Regions from separate parts of the Homo sapiens genome. Here region 2 is linked to region 1. A link is a contact called in ENCODE Hi-C or POLR2A ChIA-PET data. All regions are on one chromosome and are shown on one strand. The core of a region is the stretch at or near the end of the contact, and the rest is flanking DNA. Distances in the headings are between cores, read along the strand shown.

Region 1 (6,812 bases), core at 1,341-3,840:
GTGTTCTAAGCACCATGTTATAATTGACATCCAAGTTAAATCGGTTAACAATTATATTACTTAGTTATCTCACTCCCTCCGTTATAATAAATCCAGGGAGAAGTGAAAATATAGCCCTGGCTCACTTCTTCCATCCATAAAAGGTTCAAAGATTTGGCCCACCAAACATCAACTTCCTCTCACCACCCCAATCTCAGAGTTGTCCTTAATTAGGTCCCAAGGCATCTCACACCTTGGCAGCAAAAGGGATGCCCTGGGGCAGACAGAAGGTGAAAGACACCTAACTAAGGACCAGGAGAGGCACATCTGTTAAGTTATACAGTAGAGACTACCCCAAGCCCAAGCAGGATACAGTGTTGCAAGAGAAGCGGGACAGAAAAGTAGCCAAGGATCCTGAAGCAAGGTGAAACCAGGAAGAGCTAAGGTGGCACATAAGAAATGTCTGATATATCCCCAAAATATTCTACAGTCTCTCGAAAAACGAAATCACATTCTATTTGCCCTTCTTATTCTGTATCGAATACAGTAAATGCTAGGCTAGGCTTTCAGGAGGTGTCTAACACTGCAGAAACTTGTTAAGTCCACATCTAAAAGCAATACTAGAACTCAGGAGTTCATATGCTGTAGATACAGAATACCTATATTTCAAATCCTAAATAATAAGTAAAAAATATATATAAAATCCTAAACAATTCTGGATTTACCAAGTCTCCCAAGTCTGTTCCCAAAATCCTGAGATGATGATTATTTTGTTGATAGTTTCAGACTCTGGACTATAAATACTGACTTAGAAAAGAATGAAAACATCTGCCGGGCACAGTGGCTCAGACCTGTAATCCCAGCACTTTAGGAGGCCAAAGTGGGCAGATCGCTTTGAGCTCAGGAGTTTGAGACCAGCCTGGGCCACAAGGCAAAACCCTGTTTCTACAAAAAAAAAAAAACAAAAAAAATTAGCCGGGCGTGGTAGCTCACACCTGTAGTCCCAGCTACTCAGGAGGCTGAAGCTGGAGAATGCTTGAACCCAGGAAGCAGAGGTTGCAGTGAGCTATGATCGCGCTGCTGCACTCCAGCCTGGGTGACAGAGCAGGATTCTGTCTCAAAAAAAAAAAAAAAAAAAAAAGAATTAAAACATCCATGAAAATAAAATACTACATGCCCTGCCTGCATCAATATTCAGGATAAATAAAACCTACCTCAAAAGTCCCAGCCTTTAAAAGGTTGACCTGGTCATGCTGAGAGAGATCTCTGAACCCAGGAATACGCTTTGCAAATTCCACCACTTCTTTCACTGCTGGAGTGAAGCTCATCGAAAATTCTTCCCAGATTTCATGTCCTGATTTATGAGGATCCACATATGGAGACTTACTCATTGGACAAACCTAGTATACATAAAACGGAAAAACTCTTAAATACTAAGAGGTGGTAAAGAAATGTCAAAAGCAGCATCTCAATTATCAGAAACCCCAACATGAATTTAACCCCCAAAACACAAGTAAAATCTACTGAGATATTAGCACTTCATCCATTTGCTGCCCACCATACTGTAGAAAGCCTCTTGGCAACCTAATATAAATAGCAATTAACTTATCATTAAAAAAAAGCCTAAGCAAAAATATCATCTATAACAAGCTATTTCAAACACCTGTTGCACAGGTTTAAGAGTTTATTTTGTAACACTGCTGCCACCTTATGCTAGTATATGGTGTTTTATAATTTTGCAAACAAATTCAATTGTTTGATTCTCAATCTATTATTCATGGCAGATTATAATTTCCATTTCTTAGGTGGAGAAATGAGACTCTGAGAGGTTTAGTGATTTGTCCAACACAGCCAGAAGTCACAAGCCTAGGCCCAAATTCACATTTAGTTAATATTTCCAAACTCCTTTATTTCTATATAGGTAGAATTACAATGTTGTAATTTCCAAGAAGAAAAAACAGCAAGGTGCCTCATTTTGTTGAAAAGGTCACTCACTGCCTGGCCGGGCGCAGTGGCTCACGCCTGTAATCTCAGCACTTTGGGAGACCGAGGCAGGCGAATCACAAGGTCAGGAGTTCGAGACTAGCCTGGCCAACATGGTGAAACCCTGTCTCTACCAACAATTAAAAAAATTAGCCAGACGTGGTGGCTTGCGCCTGTAGTCCCAGCTACTCAGGAGGCTGAGGCAGAAGAATCACTTGAACCGGGAGGCGGAGGTTGCAGTGAGCCGAGATCATACCACTGCACTCCAGCCTGGGTGACAGAGTGAGACTCCGTCTCGAAAAAAAAAAAAAGAAAAAAAAGTCACTGCCCATTTATTTCAAAAACAATGCTGTGATCACTGACTTCTACTTGTTCAATCAGGAAACAAGGACTGCAGATACAGGTGTGTCTTCTAAATGACGACTGCGTGAGGGAAAATAGGAAGCCAAGAAGTTATTAAAAAAAAAAAAAAAACACCAAAAAGATGATGAAACACACCTGTATATTCTATTAGTAAAATCAGCCTTTAAATTTTCACTAAATCCATACAAAATCTAGGAATGGGATGATTACAAAACCATAGAGAATATCATGAAATCAGAACCAAAATGCCCACAGATTTTTCCTTCATTAAGGCAGCCACTTGGCCAGGCGTGGTGACTCATGCCTGTAATCCCAGCACTTTGGGAGGCCGAGGTGGGTGAATCACTTGAGGCCAGGAATTCAAGACCAGCCTGGCCAACGTGGTGAAACCTGTCTCTACTGAAAATACAAAAATTAGCCAGGCATGGTGATGCATGCCTGTAATCCCAACTACTTGGGAGGTTGAGGCATGAGAATTGCTTGAACCCAAGAGGTGGAGGTTGCAATGAGCTGAGGTCGCGCCACCGCACTCCAGCCTGGGCAACAGAGCAAGAATGTCTCAAAAAAAAAAACAAAAAAGCAACGACTTAGCCTAACATAAGGTCCACAGAATCAAATAACTCCAAGTGACAACAAAAATTTTAATGAAGATTGAGGTAGAGTCAACTATTTTGAAAATGAAAAAGACGACTTTAATTACCTGTCAGTAGAAAATACCAAGCACTATCAAAGGACTTCATGGTTTAAACTGGAAATGGTGTGGTACTGCTGTTTTTGGTGAAATTTTGGCTGAATATGAACACTGTACTTTGATGTAGAATGTCGTATTTGATGGAAAAATAGAAAAGCTTCAATGATATGACCAACATTAAGTCATCTCATAAGATGAAGTCTGAGAAAATCCTTAGAAATTAGCCTATGAAATTAAAATACTCCTAAATTTATCAAACAATAAAACATCTATGTTCTATATCCAAAGACCTTCTTGCATAATAATGGTTAAAAAAAAAAAAAACCTCTTTCTATAGAAATCAAAGAATTTCTAACTATGGCAAGCGAAAAGTTCGGCCCTTTGAGAAAATCCCAAAGCTAGTAAGGTACTAATTAACCAGAATGCTTAAATTTTCAAAGGGATTTCCAAGAATTAAAGGACCAATTCTGCATGAATCATATTTTACATAAAATCCTAATCCCAATCTCAGATCAATCAAATCACATGCTTGTACCTAGCTGGGTGTGAAATTAGGTCATTCATCAGAAGATGTTTATTAAAATTATTTGACCTAAAATACTGTACAAAATTAAGTCTGTAAATTTCTTAGGTTTCCTGACACCATCCCCCCAAGTTAGCATATCTCCCGAATAAAAGAAAATTTTCAAAGCTTTCCCTGATACAATGTAAGCAAAAAATCGATTTCACTATACCAGATGCATTCTTCCTCCAGTGTTGCACAGGTAACTATTCTTGTTCTCATTCTGAGAAAATCCATCTATCGGAACTCTATCACATACTCTTTGAGTATAAGCATTGGAGAAGTTCATACAATGTCCATTTGCAATACAAATGGCATGACCATTTGGGTAATGCATTATATTCCTCCCTTTGAACTGTCCATTGAGATGCTGCTGGCTCTCACTACAGGGAAAATGGCTGCTAAGCCCATTGCCGCAATGATCATGATTTAAATTATATTGCTCCATGTTCTTGGGAATCCGTTCTCCTCTCTGGGGCTGCATGCTCTCAGCTGAGTTTTCTTGCTGCTCTTGATTATACATAAAGGTATCCTTGTGAGCTCTGGTCACCATGCCAATCACTTCTTCCTTTGCAAAATCAGAAGATGGAGGAGAAGAGCTTTTGATGTTTTCTTGCTCCAGTTGGGGCTTGGGTCGCAGCTGTTCCTGGGCTGGCAAGGCTGTCTGTTCATGATGTTCTACTAATGTGTCATTTTGCAAGTGACCACTGAACTGGCTGTTCATCATGGTCTTCATTGCACTTTGCATTTCAATTAGCATCCTCTGTTTTTCACGCTTAGGAATACGACCAAACCGAACAGCTATTGAAGAAAAAGATATTTAACGTCTATATTCTAAATAAGACCTGTTTTGTATAAAAGAATAACACAAAATTATCCAACAGTTATGGCCTCTAGTCATACATATAAAGAATGAGTCTACATGTCTCTGGTCCACATTTTTCTAAACTTGCTGGTCTTGATGCACCAAAGGAAGTAGGAGAGGGAGAGAAAATTTTCTATTTTCCCCCCACAACAAAGTTAAGGACATCTACCTCCTAGGTATTTTATAAGCAAAGTCTAAGAAAAGAAATAGGAAATTCGGATGGGTGCAGTAGCTCATGCTTCTAATCACAGCACTTTGGGAGGCTGAGGCAGGTGGACCACCTGAGGTCAGGAATTCGAAACCAGACTAGCCAATATGGTGAAACCCCGTCTCTACTAAAAAAACAAAAACTAGCCAGGTGTGATGGCGGGCGCCTGTAGTCCCAGCTATTCTGGAGACTGAGGCAGGAGAATCGCTTGAACCCAGGAGGCAGAGGTTGCAGTGCGTCGAGATGGTGCCAATGCACTCCAGCCTAGGTGACAGAGCAATACTCCATCTTAAAAAAAAAAAAAAAAAAAAAAAAGAAAGAAAAAGAAAAAAGAAATATGAAATTAGCTAATGAAAACCAGTTTGAAGCAGACCAGTATTACTACACAGCTCCTTACTAACAAAGCTGAGGACTGTTCCCAGCAAGGCATGTGTGATTCAGCTACACACATCCATTACCATTAATGGAATCTGGTAGGTGAAATCATTCCCTGAACACCTGGCCCTTGTCAATTCATTTTTGTAACTTTGCTCTCAAGATCTAACTATGAAATTATCTGCTGTCTTCTTTTCCAGCCTCTTTAAAAAAAAAATCCTTAAAAAAAATTCCACAATCAGTAGAAATGCACTTACTGAAAAATAAACTTGGTAGATTTTAATTAAAACCAGTGAAATAAGTAAAAATGAGATAAGTCATCCTCTATTCTTTTAGAAGCTAGTCTTAGAAGGTGTCTTGTCTCCAATAATCCTATCCATGAGAGAAAGAAAAGCTTCTTTCACAGTCTAGTATTTACACAGAGATAATAAAAATTCAGTATACTTGCCCAGAAAGCCTCGTTAATCTAATTGTAGCCTCTAACATTATTGCTACCAAAAACAAACAACTTAATCATGTTTGATACTTTATCTCTACTCCTCCCTTCACAAATGATTGTCAGTTTTATTCTTTCAGGGCAATCACAATATCCATCAACTATTTTTATAGCATTAGTACTTTTAGCACTATAAAAAAAATTTCAGGGAATTGAAAAAACAAAACATCAATTGCTGAAATCTGTTACTCAAAAAACTCCTGGCCACGCCTGATGGCTCACACCTGTAATCCCAGCGCTTTGGGAGGCCGAGGCAGGTGGATCACTTGAGGTCAGGAGTTCGAGACCAGCCTGGTCAACATGGTGAAACCCCCATCTCTACTAAAAATACAAAAATTAGCCAGGTGTGGTGGCGGGCACCTGTAATCCCAGCTACTCAGGAAGCTGAGGCAGGAGAATCACTTGAACCTGGGAGATAGAGGCTACATTGAGACAGAGTGTCACCGTGTCACCCAGGTTAGAGTGCAGTGGCACGATCTCAACTCAGTGCAACCTCCACCTCCTGGGTTCACGCTATTCTCCTGCCTTAGCCTCCCGAGTAACTGGGATTACAGGTGCATGCCACCACGCTCAGCTAATTTTTTTTTGCATTTTTAGTAGATATGGGGTTTCACCATGGCTGGTCTGGAACTCCTGACCTAAAGTGACCCACACACCTCAGCCTCCCAAAGTGTTGGGATTACGGGCGTGAGCCACCATGCCCGGCCATATAAAAAATGTTTTTAAACTCCATTGGTTTTAGGAAAAAATAAAAAGTAATCAAATTGCACAGAAAAAAAATGGCTCTTTTTAGAAGAAGCAACAACAACAGAAGTTTAGCCAAAAACTGTTTCTGGGATGATAATGCTAAAATACGACTTTAATCAATTTGGTGTCCTGTAAAGCATGAAAATATGTTTTCTGCTTCACCTTAAATACAAGAGGGTCCTTGGTAACCGGTTTATAGCTCTGGTTCATGATGAGGAATAAAAGCCAAGCTCCATACACTTTAGGAACACTCTTTAAACTGGGAACATACCATCTCTTGACATTCCAACAGACAGACACTTTTTGAAGCGACATTGCTGACATCTGTTCCTATTCATTCTCATTATAGAACAGTTTTCATTCTTCAGGCACTTCTTGTACTGGATGTTTTGTTGAATACTTCTCCGAAAGAAACCCTAAGAACAAAGGAAGATTTACTTACCCATTTAAAAACACCCAAATGAACTTCTTATAAACACTGCTCCCATACCTATCTAGTGTATATGACGAACTACAGTCCCAGTATATGACTCACTATCTGGG
Region 2 (6,812 bases), core at 1,698-4,197, 270 kb before region 1:
CCCATTGTGTCTCATTGCCGTTTTGTTGCCACAGGAGTTGAGCGTCCCAAATTCAGGTGTGCCCATTTAAAATGCAAGTGGCCCTCAGTGGGCACAGTCCACCAACACAGCTGGACGTGTTGGCCAGAGTAAGCTGCCGTTCACTGGAAATATTCTAGAGAAGGCTGACCGTGTGCTGGTCAGGATGGAAAGGTGGGGGTGCCTGCCATGTGTTGAGTGAGTACAGCCTACCAGGATGGCACCTTAGTTCCTCCAACATGTTCTTAAATGGATCAGGCTGGTGGTTCTCAACATGTGGGCCCTGGAAAGTATATCCAGATCACCTAGGAACTTGTTAGAAATGCAGACTCTCAGGCACCCCAAACTAACTGAATCAGAAACTCTGGGAATGGAGCCCAGCAATTGGTTTTAACAAACCCTTCACATGCTCACCAAAGTTTGAAAGACACTAGTTTAGCTTATGCTATAGGTAGCTCCTTGCTACCTGTAAGTCAGAAGCAGCACAGAATTGGAATGCAGGCAACCGGTCATTTATTCATCTACTGAGGTATTCGTACAACTCTTCCAACATGGTGAACATCTTGTGCTCATTTGTCTGATTTTCACCTAAGAATGTGAAGTGTTCAGTATCTAGCCAGCTTCTCAGCTATGGTTGGCATCCGTGTAATTTCCAGTGATAATCTGACTTACTGCATCCTCTTCTCAGATTATATAAGGGCTGTGTTCTTTTACTTTTTAGATTCTTCGTCACAGCCTCCCCATTTGACGCGGGCTCAGTAAACTACTGAATAATAACCAAGCCTGATTTATTCCCAGGACTGCCTTAAATCCTGCTAAGACTTCACTCTGTGTCTCTTTCTCATATCCTCCACACCAAGTGGTAAGCCAGGCCGACTCACTTGGCTGTATGAAACTTTTTAATGGCACCTTTAGGTCAAATGTTGTGGCCATGGTCTCACAAAGAGTGAGGGGTGAAAGGAGATACTGCAAATCACACTTCTAGACTTTTCACTGATTTTCAAAGCTGTTATAGCCATGGTTCCCAAAATCTGTACCAGAGCACCTTGGGTACCACAGCAACCCCACAGAAATACAGTGGGATGTTTTTAATTTTTGAGGGAAACCCAGAAACAACTGTCAGACACCATGCAAATCCACCTGTCAAGCTGTTTGGACCTCATAACTTCATAAACAGGGCATTTAAGTATTTCTTTTGACCTAGGGTCACCGTAAAAAATATTACTGAAACACTAAGAGTGACATACACTGAGAAAGTTGGGAATCTCTGTTACAGCATGACTGTCCCCAGGTATAGTTTAACTGTACACATTCTGGCAGGATCATGCATTCAAGCCATCACATTGCAGGAAATACACATTCTAAATTTAAATATTAGCAGGGGAGAAGCTGAAAGAAAATTAGAACTATATGCATCTTTGAGGGACTTCTTTCCTTTATAACCTTCCTACCCAGACCTACCCATCCTAGCTCCCTGAGACAACCCTTAACCAAGGCTCCTGTGATTTTTCAAAATAATAAATAATAATGATAGAGGCCAAGACAGGAGAATTGCTTAAGACCAGTAGTCCGAGACCAGCCTGGGCAACATAGCAAGACTCCATCAAATAATAATAATGATGATGTAAATTCTCATTTAGTGTCCCAAATATGATGGATTAATTCTTGCAAATTGGAACTAATGATTGCTCTAATTGCTCTGGTGCATTCCTGAAAATCACCTTTGATACACACTGTTGAAAGACAAATTCAGGCTGTGTGTGCTATACCATGCACCTGACACCTCACAGAAAGCCACTGGAATTTCTGATAAAGAGCCAACAGAACCTTTACCAAGCAGAATTAAACAAGAACCTAATGTGCGACTGAATGCAGTGGCTCACGCCTGTAATCCCAGCACTTTCAGATGCCGAGGTGGGCAGATCACTTGAGGCCAAGAGTTCAAGACCAGACTGGCCAACATGGTGAAACCCTGGGTCTACTTAAAATACAAAACTTAGCCAGGCATGGTGGCTTGTGCCTGTAATTCCAACTACTCAGGAGGCAGAGATAGGAGAATTGCTTGAACCCAGGAGAAAGAGATTGCTGTGAGCTGAGATCATGCCACTGCACTCCAGCCTGGGTGACAGAGCAAGACTCTGTCTCAAAAAAAAAAAAAAAGAACCTAATGCGTGAGAATGGAGACAAAGTTTCCGAAGTCAATTTCTGCAAGAGCTTTGCAATGTAGCCCCATGTCCCCTGCCCCCCATTTGACACTGAAGAAGTAGTAAACAGTTATATTTATTAGGATAATTTTATTTTCATCTTCAAGGGAATTTCAGGAGCACAGCAGTCTTCATAACACTCCATTTAGGAAGATTATTCTTTTTATCCCAGGGTTAAAAATCTGAAGGAGCTCACTGCAGATTCCAGAGGCAGCAGAGCACTGGCTCAGACTGAGAGACACTGTCTCCCTGGGACAAGATTGAATTTTCTTTTAAATTTCAGATGATACTATCAAGGGGTCAAGTACTAGAGTCTTTTCTTATGACACCATCCAGGGTTGCAGAAGGGAGTGGATTGTTTGTTATTGTCTTACTCATTATCAAACTCTTTTTAAAAATCAATAATAAATCATTTGCTGCAGTCTTAATGTTTTATTTTCACATTCTTGTTTGTTGTTTTTCATGCATGTGTCTCAGTGAGTCACCTAACCACAATTATATATTCTGGCATCTGGTGGTTCTGCATGGTACCCTCATTCCTTAGGAATTAATTTCCCTGACATGATGAATGTGTTTCCAATCCGTTCATCACACACACACCCCACACACCCCCCCCCCCCCCACACACACACACACATACACACACACCCTCTTTAGCAGGGAGAAGTTACCCTACTCTCCACCAGGTGTCAGTAGAGTCAGTTTTAACAGCATGCTTTGGCCAAAGGGGCATCTGCTGAAGTTGTTTTTCCTGCTGTCAGACGTTTCCTCAAACTACCTCTGGGCTGTCCTCTTAAGAGACTATCTTCCATTTCTTAGGAGTGTTCGGAGATGATAGTCCACCTGTAGAGAAAGACAGCCATAAGGAAACCGCACTATAAACAGCAGGTGGCCAAGCTGGTCCTTTCAGGTTGGTCTCATAAAATTTTTACTGGCTGTTTTCTTCTTTACTTTTCTATCACTACCTTATTTGGCTTAAAAGTGCTCCATGTTTCACTCAATGTGACAATAAATTAGATGTGGTTGATGCTTTTAGATTTGCAGGGGGCTTTGTTTGTTTGTTTTAAGGCCCATTCCACCTCTGCCACTGCTGACCTAGTCCTCAACACAGGAATCGGATTTTACTCTGCTTGTAGCCCCAGAACCCAGCATTGAAGGGTATAGAATACTACCATGGATTAAGTGTGCACGTCCCACTTAACCCAATGTCACCTTTGAGAGCTACGGCCTTATTCCCATTTTAGGAATGGTTACTCCTGACTCAGTATCCCATATTTAAGTGGCAAGGCCAATGCTCTTTGTAACATGCCATGGTGACTTTGTCTGGGAGAGAGGTGGAAAAGGAGAGGGGAAGAGGAAGGGGAAGAGAGAGAAGAGGACAATGATTTGGCCTGGATATTGACTAACATAAAGAGTAGGGGGAACTCTAGAATGAGATTGTTGAACTGGAGTTGAGAGAGTGGGTGGAGTGGAAGTAAAAGTGAATTATTTTACTAAGAATAAAAAGAAATATCAGCAACAGCAAATTAAGCTCAGTTTCAACCATAGACCCTGGTTGAATTATTTCCCTTCCTGACGGCAAAACACTTACAGAGACTGCCTGAAAATCTGAAATGAAAAGTATAGCTTTGCCATTCAACAGTCATTTGCTAAAGTCTGTTATGTGGGGCATGAGTCTCCTGCCATACCCAGTGGAGAAATTCTGACTGCCTTCCCCTCCAAGAGGTGACCCACTCAGATTAATACCTGGGATACGGTACAGACAGAGCTTTCACTAGTTTTCCACATTTTTACTAACTCAGAGTTTTATGTTCCTCTTTAGGCTCATGCCCAGTCTAACTACGCTAGCTTTTCATATTTTTTCTCTTACTGATTTTTTGATACTACATTCCCAAATAGGGTTAGTTTTACTGAATACAAAAGGTGGATCACAGCGTGGTATGATTTGAAAACACCTTGCCTCTGTTCTCCTATTTGAGTTCTTAACTGATTCCTATCATGAGAAATTCAACCATTATTTATTCACTTCATTGGGTCCTAGATTTAATATTAAAATGCAAAGGGCTCGGGGAAGGATAACTGGGGCTGCACTCAGGATGCTATAGACTTGGGAACAAATTTATTTCTGTGTCCAAACTTTCTTACTCCCCACAGCAAGGTTAAATGAACATGCAAAGTAACCTTGAAAGGGAAAAATTTTTTTTCACAAAAATTCAGCCTTGCAAGAGGAAAATGGCAGGGCAGGTGAAGGAGAAGCAATTTCACCTCCTTTTAATCTTTGTAATGACAGCATCTGGGGAGGTGGGCTCTGTATTGTTCTTGAGTCTTTAAATGACCTCAGGTAAGCTTAAAGTTAGACCAGGCAAGAGTTTCAGTTCCCCCATGCCTTTGGGATGATTGAGGCTGGCCAGGAGTTGAGATCATCTATAATAATGATGATGCCTATAATAATAAAGAAGTCTCCCAATACCTTACATTTGTGTCCTCCTTTTAAATTTACAGGCATTTTCCAATTGCTTTGGTCCTCAGCATAATCCTGAGAGGGCAGGAATTGTGATTTATCTTTACAAATGAGGCTTGAAGAGTTAAAGGAACTTGTCCATGATCCCCAAACTACTAAACTGAGACCCAAAGCCATCTGGAATGACGCCCAGTCCAGGAGCCTTTCCTCCATACCTGGGATTGGACTTGTTCTTTAAAATATTCCCCAAATACCAGAGTCAAAGGTTTGATGTATAGCTCTCCCTCTCCTCCTATGAGGGGGATAAGGAAAAGAAGGGGAAACTCCACTTTTACCCCCAAGAGATCCACAGCCTCACTGCCCTCCTAGCATGGGTGCAGCCCACCTAGGGGGACAGCCATTTGCATTTATTCAGCTGTGCTTCCAGATGCCACAGACAGAGCTGTGGGAAGGCTCAAGTGGGGACAGGGTGGGGTGAGGGGTTCAGCCCCATCCCATGAACTCCAGTCATACCCAGCACCCCACAATACCAAATAAACTTCATAAAAATAGTTGCTTGCTACCTAAACACAACTTCAAGACACATCCCTAAGCTATGCCCCCCTCTTACACGGCAACTTCCTAGGAAATCTAGCATGTCCACTGATTCTGCATCTAGTCACGTTTGCTCAATGCTAGGTGAGAAGATGGATATGTCCTTCTCTGAAGGCCTTCCCAGTTTTAATGGTCTTGGGCTAGGGTATGTAATAACGTCACACTCATGGGTCTGACCTTTTAAAATGAACCAAGAGAATTGCTAATGAAGGTTCCCCAACCCACAGCCCCCAACCCAGTCAGTCATGGCTTTTCTGGGCTGCCCATGAAGCACCTGCTGAAGTATTAATAGATGAGCCCTGTTAAATCTTATCATCTGATACATCAGGCTGCATGACACTCTGCTACCCTTCCTCCTGAGAGAGCCAAGGAGAAGAAAAACTAAGGAAGACAGTTTGAAAAGGCCACAAAAGGTTGATGATGAGCTGTGAGGGGAAGCATGTTTTGATTCAGTGCACAGGTTGGATAAACAATGACTCACCAGGTCTACGTGGAAAGATTTTTCATGAGGTAATTTTTACAGATGCCCCTTCAGTGCTGTAGTTTCGATACAGAGAAAGGAAACACAAGGGGACAAAGGTGTGTGGTCAGGGCAAGCGTGCTGGAGTTCTACAAGAAGGAGTGGAGGTGTTCTCTCTGGCACTGGTCTAGCCTTGTGACCTTGAATACTGAGACAGGCAAGTATTAGGTTGGTGCAAAAACAAAAGCAATTAGAAGTAATGGCAAAAACTGCAATTGCTTTTGCATCAACCTAATAGCAATGATCCCACTCAAAGAGGTGCCACCAAAGGGTGAGCCTCCCAAGCAGGCCTCCTCCACACTGCAGCAGGGCTGCCTTTCTCACACTGGATCACTGCTTAAAGACCTTCCGTGGCTCCCCATTTTTCACAGGATAAAGCCCAAGTTCCACAGCAACTCTTTCAAGACTCTTCACCATCTGGCCTGAAACTACATTTGCAGTGTCATTCATGGTCACTTCCTGCCCCGCTCCTGCAGTCACATACCCTGGGCTTTTTTGGTACTTCTAAGCCATGCTTTTCATCCCTGGCGTGGAAAAAAATCCCAGCTCATTTTTCCAAAGCCAAACTCACATATCACCATTGGGTTCCCTCATACAGGTGTAATTAATTACAGTCTCTTCAGTGCCTTCAAACACATCTTGTATCCCTCTTGTTCAGCTCTTCTGCCCCTGAGTTACAGGTTGGTTCTTCACCTAAGCCTTGCAGGAGTGGGCTCCATGAGTAATTCATCTTGAATGATCTAAAGCCTGAGTTGGTGTCTGATGGGATTAATGGGGCAGCCCTAGACAGATCCTTGGGTTGATGGATTCCTCTTCAGCCTCCAGGCTTGTTTTTTAGAAACTCATCTTCCACCCACAAAGGAATTTACTGCTGGTAGGTTCTCTTCTCTTTGCTCCCAACCAAAAATAGCTCTTGTGTCTCCTTTTCATTCTATTCACTAGATCACATTTACATCAACTTATATCTTTTCCATTAGCTATCTGCATTTTAAGAATGATCAAAGTCCATAGCCAA

The links. Hi-C counts contacts between places; a loop is a spot of excess contacts on that map. ChIA-PET counts read pairs that join two places held with the same protein, here RNA polymerase II (POLR2A). Pooled maps may share reads with other maps.
Region 2: a pooled map shows a loop between it and region 1 (2.8-fold over the local background). The contact joins two enhancer-like sites. A Hi-C loop is called at or near these places in 5 of 50 pooled maps. POLR2A ChIA-PET finds 5 or more read pairs at or near these places in 2 of 52 experiments (BJ and activated T-cell).

What each region holds. Positions count from the first base shown.
Region 1 is chr3:23,959,544-23,966,355 of GRCh38, reverse strand. It overlaps NR1D2 (nuclear receptor subfamily 1 group D member 2), which reads right to left. Exons shown (of 8, transcript NM_005126.5): 4 at 6,541-6,685; 5 at 3,751-4,379; 6 at 1,194-1,379. Among named protein-coding and RNA genes, the nearest start is that of NR1D2, 18 kb to the right of the region's middle. Within about 2 kb of position 2,590, at least 5 of the 41 ENCODE cell types and tissues checked have a DNase peak (open chromatin) inside an H3K27ac peak, as active enhancers do.
Region 2 is chr3:24,234,311-24,241,122 of GRCh38, reverse strand. The region is part of intron 3 of THRB (thyroid hormone receptor beta); the gene reads left to right. Among named protein-coding and RNA genes, the nearest start is that of THRB-AS2, 86 kb to the right of the region's middle. Within about 2 kb of position 2,947, at least 5 of the 41 ENCODE cell types and tissues checked have a DNase peak (open chromatin) inside an H3K27ac peak, as active enhancers do.